Regions from separate parts of the Homo sapiens genome. Here region 2 is linked to region 1. The links are chromatin contacts, found by Hi-C in ENCODE. All regions are on one chromosome and are shown on one strand. The core of a region is the stretch at or near the end of the contact, and the rest is flanking DNA. Distances in the headings are between cores, read along the strand shown.

Evidence for each region. Hi-C counts contacts between places; a loop is a spot of excess contacts on that map. Pooled maps may share reads with other maps.
Region 2: a map with no recorded cell type shows a loop between it and region 1 (8-fold over the local background). The contact joins the enhancer-like site here to the promoter of PDXK in region 1. A Hi-C loop is called at or near these places in 3 of 37 single-sample maps with no recorded cell type and 8 of 50 pooled maps.

The regions. Positions count from the first base shown.
Region 1 is chr21:43,717,711-43,724,118 of GRCh38, forward strand. PDXK (pyridoxal kinase) reads left to right here and starts at 1,419. Exons shown (of 11, transcript NM_003681.5): 1 at 1,419-1,671. The coding sequence starts at 1,585. LOC124905032 (a long non-coding RNA gene) reads right to left here and starts at 838. Exons shown (of 2, transcript XR_007067896.1): 1 at 505-838. RefSeq lists enhancers at 721-770, 2,112-3,021 and silencers at 921-1,710, 1,751-2,060, 2,218-2,407.
Region 2 is chr21:42,226,149-42,232,958 of GRCh38, forward strand. The region is part of intron 2 of ABCG1 (ATP binding cassette subfamily G member 1); the gene reads left to right. Among named protein-coding and RNA genes, the nearest start is that of ABCG1, 10 kb to the left of the region's middle. RefSeq lists enhancers at 2,028-2,077, 2,268-2,517. Within about 2 kb of position 2,088, at least 19 of the 41 ENCODE cell types and tissues checked have a DNase peak (open chromatin) inside an H3K27ac peak, as active enhancers do.

The DNA.
Region 1 (6,408 bases), core at 169-2,668:
TAATTCTCTTTATTTTATTTTATTATTTTTTTGAGACAGAGTCTCTCACTGTCACCCGGGCTGGAGGGCAATGGCGCGATCTTGGCTCACTGCAACCTCCACCTCCTGGGTTCATGCAATTCTCCTGCCTCAGCCTCCCAAGTAGCTGGGATTACAGGTGCACACCACCACACCCAGCTAAATTTTTGTATTTTTAGTAGAGATGGGGTTTCATTATGTTGGCCAGACTGGTCTTGAACTCCTGACCTCTTGATCCGCTCAACTCAGCCTCCCAAAGTGCTGGGATTATAGGCGTGAGCCACCGCGCCCGGCCAATGTTAGCTATTATTAATGGACAATTATGACTAATTATGAAGTACTTTCTTTTAAAAGCCTAGATCTCTAAGTAATGTCTTCCTCCCTCAGTCCTCAGCACCCGCCTGGTCGGGCATTGGGTCTCACCAAGCTACAGAGCCCTAGGTGCGCTGTGTTAGGTCACCAAGACTTTAGTCTGGTGATACTGACCCCAGGGCCCCAAATCACCATGTCTGCAAGTCTGGAACCCAAAGGCCTCCGTTCCCCGGGGTGGTGCAGGGAAGCCGCAGGGAGTGCGTCAGCTGTGGAGAGCGTAGGGGTGGGAAGTGAAGGCTGTGGGGTCCCCCAGGGGGTCAGGTTCGTCCTCGAAGGCAGGCCCTCCACAGGAAGACCTGGTTGGGGTGGGATCGGACACGCGGCCCAGACCCAGGCACCTGTGGATGGACGGCCGGGCATGTGGCCATCGGCTGGGGGCCTCTGCAGGCCGCGCCACCAGAGTGGGCACTCAGGGTCCGCAAGGGTCTGGGGCGCCCCCAGAGAAGCCCGCCGCCCCAGGCCGGTGCGGAGTTGACTGGGTCCCCCCGGCCCCGTGTCTGTCAGCTCCCGCGCGGCCCCTGGGAAGGGACGCGGATCGGATGCGGGCTCCGGGCCCTGCAGGCAGTTGAGAGCGCGGTTCCCTTGGGTATCCGGGGTCCGGGGTCACTTTCGCGCCTCCGCACTATTCCCACGCCCGCGCGCACTCTCGTGGCCATCCGCGTTGCGAGAGTGTCGCGCCCGGAGGTCAGGGGCGTGGAGCCCGGGCCCCCGAGTCTCCCCTGCGTGCGGCGGGGCGCGGGGCGCGGGGCGCGGGGCGCAGGGCTGAGGCGGAGCACAATGGTTGAATGAATGAATGAACGAACGAATGAACGGCGCTGCAGAGCCCTCTCCAGGCGGAATGAAAGTGCAAACCCAGCGTTTCGGGCGGCAGAGTGGCGGGGGCCACCTGGCGCGGCCGCGCGGCCAGGGTCCGGTTTCGCTTCCTCCCAGCCCGGGGGCGGGGCCTGCGTGGCTGTCCCCGCCCCGGTCCGCCCCCGGCCAGCCCCCGGCGCCGCGCGGAACTCGCGGGTTCGGAGCCGCCCGCTGAGGTCAGAAGGAGGCGTCTGCGCTGATCGGGTCCGCCGCGCGCCAGAGCCAGAGTCGCAGCCGAGGGGAGCCGGGGCCGGAGCCCGAGCCCGAGCCGAGCCGGAGCCCGAGCGAGCGGCGGAGACCGTGCCCCCGCCTCGGCCCCGCGCCGCCGCGGCCAGGCCCGGCATGGAGGAGGAGTGCCGGGTGCTCTCCATACAGAGCCACGTCATCCGCGGCTACGTGGGCAACCGGGCGGCCACGTTCCCGCTGCAGGTACGCATCCGCCCGCAGCCCGGGCTTACGTAACCCGAGCCCGTGACCTTGGCGGGGCTGCCCGAGACGAGCCTCAGTTCCCCGAGGGAGGCTCGGGAGCTGCGGGCAGAGCCTGGCGCGGGCGCCCTGGAGGCAGGCGCGGGATGAGCCTCCCGCTCTGCTTGGCTTGCGGGGGCGGAAGCGGAGGGCTGAGCGCTCTGCGGGCCCCTGCGGGTGGGACGGGTCCGGCGTCGGGGTACGCGGGTAGGAGGGAGCCCTGTGCACCAGCTATGGCGCAGCCGCTCGTCCTCGCCCCTTCCCGCCGACCGGGCCAACTGCCGCGGGGGCGGGCGGGCGGTGCGGCTCCCGGAGGCGAGGAAATGTCGCAGAGCCCCGAGGAGTCCCGGAGCAGTCACGCGAGCCGGGACCTTGCCCCGCTGGAACGCAGAAGCGGCCGTGGAGCTCGAGACGCTCGCGCGCTCACCTCCTGGGCCCCTGTGCGTGGGGAAGTCAGGAAGAAGACGCCGAGTGAGGTCACGGTGCCCACGAGGGTGGATTCCCCTCGGCCTGACCACGCCAGGAGGTGGCCGAAGGGAAGAGGGTGGGGCAGGGGCTGCTCTGCACCCTCTAGCAGAGCGGCATCCCTGCAGGTGTTTGCTCTGACGAGGAGAAGCCCCAGAGAGCAGTTCGGGACTGTGCGGATTGGCTTTAGGGAGCCAGCTTTTAAAACGCGTTGGCCCACGGCCTCCTGGTTGCAGCTAAGTGGCCCGTGGAGGGGTAGGAGAGGCCTGGGTGCAGTGGCGTGGGTGTCACGCAGGGCCGAGGCAGAACCAGGACGACGGGCACTTCCTGGCCTTGTCGAGTCAGCAGGAGGGCTGGGGGTGCCCTGCCGGGTCGTGCTCTCCTGTGCTGCCCACCTGCGGCCTGGTCACTGGGGACGGGAGCAGGTATGCCTGGTCCCTGTGCTGGGCCCCACGGGATGTAAAGAAGGGCCACCTGGGCACGGCGGGGCCTGCGGTGCGGGCTGGCCTGGGAGGAGGACAGGAAGAGGGGAGCAGAGCTTCAGTGGAATTTGAGGGCTGACCTAGGCGTGCCCCCAGGAGGACCAAGCTGAGCAGAGTTGAGCGTGGAAAGGCAGGGGGTTCGAGTCCGAAGTAAGTGGAGGTCCTGTTGGGAAGGATGCGGTGCTTCACAGGTGGTCTTACTTGAGACCCTGTTCCATCCAGCTGCAGGCAGACCCTGCCTGGGACAGTCAGGGTGCACCGGTTCTGTGGCTCCGGCTCTTAAGCACTGCTCTGGACCACTCCTAGCTTGAGGGGGTTGGGGGAGGTCACCACAGGCTGGCGGATTGCTTGGGCAGAGTCAGAGGTAGGATTGGGCTTGGGAAGAAAGGTGCAGGGTGCCTGAAGCAGGGGCAGCCAGGCAGTGTGGAACCAGGGGGCTCTGAGGACAGCGTCCACTCTCTTGGCAGAAGTGTGCAGGTCCTGCTGTGTCTGTCCCGTCCCTCCTCCCATCCACCTCCTACTTCATTGGGCAAACTGTTTCCTTCTTTGGCTCACTCGGGATCCCCCAGCAATGTCCTTTGTTCTCGAACTCCCAGTGACTCGAGGGGTGTCCTCTGATTGCTCACCTCAGGTGGAGCCTCGAAAGGATGGCGCTGCTGTTCCTACCTCGGGTCTCCCCAGTGCACGGCATCCTTACCTGTGGGCTCCACAGGGTTCCATGCAGGCATTTTGCTCCCATACCCCGATGTCCAAGCCCGGCTGGACAAGGAGAAGCAATGTGATGACCGAGGGGCTGAGATGGCTGGAGACCCAGCGAGCCTGGACCAGCCTTAGTGGGCACAGGAGGGAATGGGGGACAGAGCCTGGAAATGGCCTTGGGGCCAGTGTTTGCCGCTTCTAGCTGCAGTTCCAAGGGGACGTGTCCCCAAAGTCTAGAGCTGCTCTTGCAAGAGTTTGTTCTTGATTTTGATCATCACATGTGGCTTAGGACTCCAAAGCCTTGTTCACATAGCTGAATGTGAGGAAAGAAAACTTAGAAACTGGCAGAACATAGCCTCTGGCTGGGCCCCAGAGATTTGCCTCAAGGCTACTTGGAATGAGACTGGAGAATGCCTCAGGGGTGTGGCATGTAGCAGGGCGGCTGGAGAGGCGCCTTATGGGGACTGACCCAGGTGTCTGGGGGTCCCACCTCAAAGCAGGTGTCTCCACATCTTGGAATTCCAGCTGAGGGACCTGGCCCTGGTTTCTGAGCCTTCCGGAGTCTCACCTGCAAACTAGGCACAATACCTGTTTGCAAGATAGCACCAGGGCTCCTTGTGCCCTTCATGCCAGGCTCAGGGTACACCTATTGCCAGGGAGCTCCCACTGATTCCTTGTGAGTGTAGCACAGATTTGTTGCGACTGGACCATCTGCACGTCTGGGCTTCAGAGCTGTTCTCCCCAGCTGTTTTCTGCCAGGTCCTGTCAGAGGCAGCCACCCTCCCTGGGCAGAGCAAAACCTTGAGCCTGTGTTTGGATTTTGTTTCTGGGCCTAAGCCTAAGGTACATATTAGTGGTGGGGAACTAAAGGAGGGAACATGTTGGCATGACCAGTACTGGCAGGAGGTGCAGTGTGTCAGGCAGCATGATTGGGGTTTGCAGATAGAACGCAGAGGGCAAGGGCAGGCTTGAGGTTTGGGGGTGCATGGAGGAGAGGAGCTGGGGGGGCTGCCCAAGTCAAGCACAGACCTGCCCAAGACAGGCCATGGGATGCACCCTGGGGTGGGGCACTTCCCCGCTGCTCTGGCTTGGATTCTAGACAGGAAGGAGTGGAGGGAACTAGTGGCTGCGGCCATCTGCCCTTCCACATTGCTAGGACTGTTTCCTCTTGGGTGTAGGAAACCTCAGGTTCTTCCAGGGCTGGGAGGTTTGGCTCTTTGGAGCCCCAGGTGTGTATGTGTGGAAAGCCTTCCTGGCTATCAGTTCAGCAGCTCACATGTTTCTGTAGGCCTCACTGCATGGGGGAGATCCTGGGGCCCTCAGGGCAGCCTCCCAACCCCTTTTGCTCTATTGCTTCCGTAACCCTAAGGTACACAGCTGTAGGGTTATGTATGAGTTTGCTGGATTGAAAATACCATATGCAGCCTTAGGGTCATGTAGGAGTTTGCCCGGACTGCCAAAACAAAGTACCACAAACCAGGTTGCTCATTGTAGCAGAAATTCACCTCTCATAGTCTGGGGGCCAGAAGTCTGAGACCAGGGTGTGGGCAGGGCCATGCTCCCTCCATACAAGGGTCCTTCCCGGCCTCTTCCAGCTCTCGGTGGCCCCAGGCTTCTGGGGCTCACGGCCGAATCACTCCAGTCTCTGTCTCTGTCCTCACGTGGCCTCCGCCCAGTGTGCTCTCTTAAAAGTCCACTTAACATGGGATTCAGGCCCACCTGGATAATCTGGCATGATCTCATCTTGGAATCTTACATCTGCAAAGATACTTTTTCTTTCTTTCTTTTTTTTGAGACGGAGTCTTGCTGTGTTGCCCAGGCAGAAGTGCAGTGGCGCGATCTCGGCTCACTGCAAGCTCTGCCTCCCGGGTTCATGCCATTCTCCTGCCTTAGCCTCCTGAGTAGCTGGGACCACAGGCGCCCGCCACCACGCCTGGCTAATTTTTTTGTATTTTTAGTAGAGACGGGGTTTCACCGTGTTAGCCAGGATGGTCTCAATCTCCTGACCTCGTGATCCGCCCACCTCGGCCTCCCAAAGTACTGGGATTACAGGCATGGGGCCACCACGCCTGGCCTTCTTTTTCTTTTTCTTTCTTTTTTTTTTTTTTGAGACGAGGGTCTCACTCTGTCGCTCAGGCTGAAGTACAATGGAGCGATCTAGGCTCACTGCAACCTCCCCCTTCCAGGTACAAGCAATTCTCCTGCCTCAGCCTCCTGAGTAGCTGGGATTACAAGTATGCACCACCACACCTGACTAATTTTTCTGTATTTCTGTTTAGTAGAGATGGGGTTTCACTATGTTGGCCAGGCTGGTCTTGAGCTCCTGACCTCAGGTGATCTGCCTGCCTCGGCCTCCCAAAGTGCTGGGATTACAGGCGTGAGCCACCGTGCCCGGCCCAAAGATCCTTTTTCCAAATAGAGTCCCCTTCACAGGTTTCAGTTAAACATATCCTTCGAGGGTCCAGCATTCAATCTGGAAGGAGCCTTCAGAGAAATTTGAAAGTGGCATAAACCAAGGGGTGAATTAAAGGCCCAGAAGTTGATGACGTCAAGACGTCCTTTTTGGAAGTGAGGGGAGCAGCACAGCTGTGAGTCTCCAAACTGGGCTGTGCAGAGATTGTCCCAAGCACGTCTGAGGCCAGTAGCTGCCCTGTGGGGAGAGGCAAGCCTGTCCTGTCACTGTGCATCCCGTCCAGATGGACAGGTAGTAGATTCCCGCTGGCTGGGTGATATCCGTGTCCTTCATCTGTCAGCCTCTGGAGCCGCCGAGGCTGGGTGCCAGGCACTGCCGCCTGGGACACATGTGACCTCCGTGCTGCAGGACCACAGTGCAGGTGCGCTTTCACAGGGCCGCTCCTAGGGAGGAGGTTGTGGACATCAGACATTCCATGATTGGATTCCATGGCTTTGAGAATCTCACTTGGGGCCTTAGCTCGAGACCCATTTAAATACCACATCGCAGAGACCAGAAGGCAAGACCATGGGACTCCCTGCAGCCCCCACCAGAAGACCCTGTGAGGTGGCTGGCTCCATCTGGGGCCTGCAGGCAGCCGCA
Region 2 (6,810 bases), core at 838-3,337, 1.5 Mb before region 1:
GTCATTATGGAGAATTTCACAAAGATTGACGGGTGTCAAAGTGTGCCTGTTTCTGGCATGTGCTGAGAGAGTCCTCTTTTGTGGATGCTGTTCATGTCCATCTTTCAAGATGGAACTGTTTTTCAACCGCCCAGAGCAAAATGGGGGACAGGTGCCCCCCTCCCAAGCGTGAAGTGTTAAAAAGTGGCCAGTGACCTAGACTGACCTCTCCAGAGACCCATCTTGAAAGGATTCTTTTGTGGGTGGTTGTGGTAGGCTAGAAAGAAAACTAAACTGTTGAAAAGAGCTGATACATAAAAATAGAAAAAACAGAGAGGATAGAGCTCAGGAGGTGTCTGGAACGCCACACAGTGCAGGAGTTTGCCACTAGCTTGTTGCATGTTACAGGAAATTGATGAGTGGTAGTTTGAGTTTTCTCAGCAACCTTCCCTAGCTCTAGAGTTTCACAGTTTGTGGAGTTAATGCCGCCCTGGGTTGGTGTGTTTTTTTCAAGCCTGATCTGTTTCTTCTGTGGAATTTATCCTTCATCTCCTTATGCTCCAAGCACTCATTGTCTGCTCCTAAGTGGATCAGACAGGTGGGTTGGGGGAGCTGATAGGCAGAGGACGTGTCAGACTTCATCAAGAAACCATGGTCCCTAGTTTCTACTGAATCATGGAAAGCAATTTGAAAATCTGGGAGGACTTTGGAACAATACAAATGACTCAGGTACCCCTGGAATATGCTAATATTTTAGGACTTTGAACTTAAAACTGGATTCAGCCCTTCTTTCATTTTGAAGAAGACCAATCAAGACTCACGTTTTAAATTTTCAGTTGTCTTTCTTCTTTTCCCTATTATCTTCTTTTTGTTTTTCTACCCTCTTGAAGCTAAGTCTTTGAGACCCTTAGCATGGGCAGTCCCATCTTCATTGTAATCACAATTTTAGAGCTTTGAAAGACTGGTCCCTGGGATCTGCAAGCCCAGTTGGTGGCTGGGTAACTGTATGTCTGTGTTTGCACAAGCAGAAACAGATTCAGTACCTTCTCAACAGACAACAGTATAGCACTGTGATGTGATACTTGCATTTTCAGAGCATACCAGCCTGTTCTGTTAAGAAAGCAGCTCTGTGGCAGGCTCAGATGTGGGCCCACTCCTTTGATCATGTTGAAATTTCAACATAGGGTTCTAGAATTCTCCTTCTCAACTTAAAGAAATATTTTATAGAAAAATGTATCAAGAAACCAGGACACCGCGTCATGTTTTGGCGTCGTTTGTCTATATAGACAAATTATGGCAAAGCAGTGAGCAACATAGAGCGATTCCTGTCCGTCTGTTATGTGTGGCCTTGGAAATGTTGTCATGACAGTAGAAAATGCTGGGAAAGGTGTCTTGTAAAATGAAGATGGGTTGTAATGCAGAAATGAAGACATCTGAAACCTGGTGGCATCTGGGTTTGAAATGTCTTGGCATAAGCCTGGCACACAGGTGTAGCCAGTGTTTGCAAGCAGTGAGTATCGCTCCCCTACCCAGTGTGTTTGTCCATTTTCACACTGCTATAAAGAACTACCTGAGACTGGGTCATTTTTAAAGGAAAGAGGTTTAATTGGCTCACAGTTTGGCATGGTTGGGGAGGGCTCAGGAAACTTACAATCATGGCAGAAGGTGAAGGGGAAGCAAGGCATGTCTTACATGGTGGCATGGGGTGAGGGGAGAGAGAGAGAGAGAGCATAAAAGAACCCACACACATTTAGAACATTAGATCTCATGAGAACTCCCTCACTATCATGAGAACAGCATGAGGGAACCGCCCCCAGGATCCAATCACACCTCTCGCCCAGTCCCTCCCTTGACACGTGGGGATTACAATTCAAGATGAGATTTGGGTGGGGACACAGAGCCAAACCACATCACCCAGTATGTGACTTGTCACCCCTATATTCTCTAAGTGTTTAAACTGATCACATGAATCATCACAGTTAGCCAGCTGGTAATGGCTTGTAGTGAGGGAGGAGCCCCAACTGTCCATTCTTAGGAGCGCAGCCCGGGCGGGGTGGCCACCAGATAGAGACTTGCCCTACAGTAACCTTGTGTGCTCAGGCAGGGGAAGAGCCTGCAATGGGCCGCCGAGGGACCTGCCCATGACTCAGAAATGGGTGGAGCCAGAGGGGTTGACAGACAGGATATGTCTGCTGTGTTCCAGCTGCTGGTTTCTGCAGGGGCCAAGGGTAGTTTTGCTGTCTGGCTTCCTACCCACTGCCCTCCCCAGCCACAGCAGCACCTGCGTCTGTCTTCCCTCTCCCTGCTCCTCCTCCCCTGCCTGCCCCATCCTTTCCTTTGTTCCTGGTGCCTACAATTCAGAGTCTAGATGGTTTATCACTCCAGCACACAGAATAGAAAGGAAACTGAGACAAAGGTGGTTAAGGGACTTGCCCATGCTCCTGGGCTTGAAAGGGGCAGGGCTGGGATGAGGACAGCAATTTCTAGCTCTGTGCACTCCGACACAGTGGCCATGCCTTGTCTAGCACAGGGCCTTATGGGGTGCCAGGGTCCATGTAGCCAGCAGGGAAGCAGAGCTCTTCCTGGAGGCTCTGGTGCCCACAGGATTTCCTGCTGTTGGTGGTTCAGTTGCCACTGCTGAAGAGTTTTTCCTGCCAAAGGGTGCTAGCTGCAGAAGCCCTCTCTGTGCCCACTGTTGTCCCAACACCAGCCTGTTCTTGGGTGCTGCGTCCAGTTGGCTCCAAACTTGGGTACCATATTTCCCCAACCAAAAGCCAGGACAATCAATAACAGTGCGCATTAAATGCGGATCTTGTGTTGGGGCTGCAGGAGGAGCTGCATCCCACTGGACCTCACCCACACGGGTCGCCACCCTCCTGGTCCGCCTCTGCGCCTGCTGGTCCACCAAGTCGGCCTCTTTTGCCCCTCCCATGCATGGGTTCCTCCTGCTCCTGCTTTTGTCCCTCCAATTGCTGGCGGTGGTCTCAGTCCCCAGCCATGATTAGGTTAGGCTGAGAAGTCAGAGCCCAGCCTCACTCTGCATTTCTCTCTTCTCACAGTGGCGGAGTTTGTATTTGGCATCATCTCTGTGCGACTCCAAGTGTGACGTTGGGTCAGGGGCTACTTCTCTGACTGCTCTCAGTATATTCATTTTGCTGTCTGTATCAAGTCCATTGTTTTCAACTTTTAAAAATTCAGTTTGATGCATTGAGCTAATTGTAATGATCACGCGGAGGCTGGATGTCCTGGCATTGCTGGGGAGGTGTCTCCGAAGGTAAGAAGTGAAGCAGTTTTGAAAGTGCCTGGTTCTGGCCGGGCACAGTGGCTCACGCCTGTAATCCCAGCACTTTGGGAGGCTGAGGCAGGTGGATCACGAGGTCAGGAGTTCGAGACCAGCCTGGCCAACATAGTGAAACCCTGTCTCTAGTAGAAATACAAAAAAAATAGCCAAGCGTGGTGGCGAGTGCCTGTAATCCCAGCTACTCGGGAGGCTGAAGCAGGAGAATTGCTTGAATCCAGGAGGCAGAGGTTGCAGTGAGTCGGGATCGTACCATTGTACTCCAGCCCAGGTGACAGTGTGAGACTCTGTCTCAAAAAAAAAACACAAAAACAAAAGAAAGAAAGAAAGAAAGTGCCTGGTCCCATGGTTCACAGTAGGGCAAAGGAAACAGGAGCTCGGGCGCAGAGCTGATTCACTCAAAGGCAGAGCCAGGGCTAGGACCCAGCTATTCTGACTCCAAGTTCCTTCCCATTACAAAGACACTGGACCACTCCGGTTGTTTCCAGGAAAGACTTTTTCTCACATGATTTCCCCCAAAACATGGTGCTGCGATACAAACGCAACATACAACGCCCTAGCAAAGCTGAGCATTGTGACCAGAATAACTTTATGAAGTCCTACGTAATTATTTTAAAGAAGGAGAACTTCACAATCCTTACAAGAAAGGCGATGCGGGAAACAGTAGCGGCATTTTTAAGAAGAGATGCCAGGCACTGATTCTGTAAAACTTTTGAGCTTGACAGTTACTAAGCGTTGAATATGGCATTTTAACAAAACATCTTGTATTTTCAATTGTAGTTACATTTTCACCATATGACTAATGATGTCTTTGGAGGGAAAACTAGATCATATAATAGATTCCTAGCAGAAAACATAATTGTGAGAGGAACTATTCTCAGGAGAGAGGAGTACACCCCAAGGATAATTTCCCCGGCCTCAGATACAGTAATTACTCTCCCTCAAGGAATTCACTCACGTAGCTTGTGTTGATGGGACAAATGGCTCGGAACAATATCAGCTTTGGTGCTGTCACACAAACTGCGCTGGGGACAGATCAGAGTGATCTGGTTTATTTGTTCCTCCTCACCCTTAGGTGTGACTCTTTTGAAAGCAGCCTTTTCTTCCTACAGAGTAGACACTATGTTGAGAACATTTAGGAATGTGGTTAAGAGTAAGTTCACAGAATAAAATTCTTCTTAGGTAAAGATGATGGGGATGAGCAGATTTTATCGTAAGCTGCTTTCAGAGCCCATTCACACAAGGGTCTCATTTTATTAGGGCGTGATTGGCCACAGTGAACAAATGGAATGCTTGGGTACTCGTACACTGCCCATCCCCCAGGAGATCCCGGCGGTTCCCACGCGTAGTTGACTGAATGATAGCCGTTCTTCAATCCATTTGGCTCATGGGGCCGATTCAGGAAGGATCTGCACATTCTTCCTGTGGAAACCTGTGACATGAGGCTCAGAGACGTGACCAAGGTCATAGGAGTGGGGAGGAAGGAACTCAGAACCAGGTCTGTGGGATTTCAGGCCAAAAAGGAGCGTAGCAAGTGCTTAGCTCTGACGTGGGCACAGGACTGGACCACCAAGGCACAGCTGTGCCTAGCCCCGTGTTATGAAATGGTGTGGGGTTGCCTTGGCTGTAAACTGATGTATTTTCCTTTTAATTGGCCTGCTTGGATGTCAGCGGCCATTGGCCATTTATAGGGATTTCCTGTCCCTCTGGAGAGGCTCCAGCTTCCCTCTTCTCACCAGGAAGGGGAGGCTGATGTGCATGGCGTGCTTTCTCTCCAACAGGTGAAGCGATTCTCAGAAATCAAATTTACCTCCCAAGATTACCTTGAGGCGAAGTTCAGGTTGAGAACAAATGTAGTCATATCTGGGGCTTTAGAGCGTTTTCTTTCCTATCTGCAGTCAGGCCGTGGCCTCCACATGGTGACGCTCTGATGGAATGGAATGTCGCCTCCTTCTTTGAAACCCAACCCTCCAGGCTCATCCTTGCCAAAAACCAGGAAGGGGTTAAATATTCCGGGCAGCGCCAAGTCAGATTATCTGTATTGGTTTGCTTCTACGCTATAAAAATGCATTTGGACACCTTTCTCAAATTCGGGGTTGCTTTCTCTTAATTTCTATAGCCATTTCACAAGGCCTGTAATGACAGGCCAGCTAAAGTGCATGGAAGGCATCATGAATAAATCCTTTCAGGAATTCCATTAAGGGAAGACTGGATTCCAACCAAGTGCTAGTGACTTGATCCAACCTGCTAGAACAGGGAGGGGAGGCAGCCCGGTTAAAGGCAGAGTGTGGAGATCCTGTGGCTAGGGGTTTTGAGAGGGGCAGATGCTCAGGCTGAAGGGGGATGGATAGTTCCCTAGCATAAGTGAGTTACTTTTGTGCTTCTTTGAGGCTGTTGTGCTAAAGTGGGCTTTCTTGTGGGCCCACAGGACATTTCTTTTAGTCCTTTGCCTTTAATGGAGGTGACAGCTGACCCCTGGTGCAGTGTCGTGGCCCCAGGCCACTTGCAGGGATGGCTTGCTTGAGGCTGGGGCATTGACAAAGAGTCTGCCTTGGAGAATTCAGAGGACTGGAGAACCCTTCTCTTCCCCGCTGGGGCCAGTTCCTAGGTTCTCAGTGGCCCCCAGGTGGGTGGGCTACCACTCAGGCCCTGAGGGGTAGCACTCCTTTGGTGATGAGGTCTTCTGGAACAGTTCTGACCCCTCTGCCTTACAGGGCCCCAAAGAGGCTTTGAAAAAATTTTGAGAATGGACCAACTCTCACAGCAGATTCATGAGAGTTGAATGTTTAGCCGCCATGTGCAAGACCAAAGGGGTTTGCTACTTTCTTGGACAGGCTTCATATCCAAGGGGTCTAGATGCTCCCCTCCAGCCAGCACATTTTCTCCCTGTGAGCACGTTGCAAGGGAAACCAAACCCTCACCAGCTTGGGCCTGGGATCTGGGTGTGTGACTCCTTAGTGTGGCGTTGTTAGCGGTGGCAGCCTCCCTGGACAAGGCTCAGATGGCTCTGCCAACATTGGCCTTGGGGTCTGCTTTTCTCTTTGCCACCCTCAGATTGGCAGGTTCTTTATTTGGACATGTTAATACTTTGTCATTTTCCCAGAGAGTGCTCCTGTTCTTGAACCATCTGGCCCCTTCAGTGCAACTCTGTAGGACTGTGCTCTGCTCCGTGGGGGTTGGTGTCACTGTTTAACTGCTGGAGGATGTTCTTACCACAATCGTTTTCACCTGCATGGTGGGTGCCCCCCTGCCTTCCTCTACTGCCTTGAATAGGCTTGTATCTTGAAAAGTTCACGTTCTCAAATGGAGGCCCTCCCTATAAACCAGAACCTAATCCACCAGTCCAAGAAATCACCAAAGGTGACATTTTGCTGAACATGACACCGTTTCTTTTGTTTATAAATTGGCAGGAAGAAAAATGTTTAGTAACCATACACCTGCTCTTTCTGAGTTCAGTTCTAGAATCAACAGATTAGCTATGAACAAAGAAAACCATGTGGGTCAGATTAAATATATCCTGAAGGACTAAACCG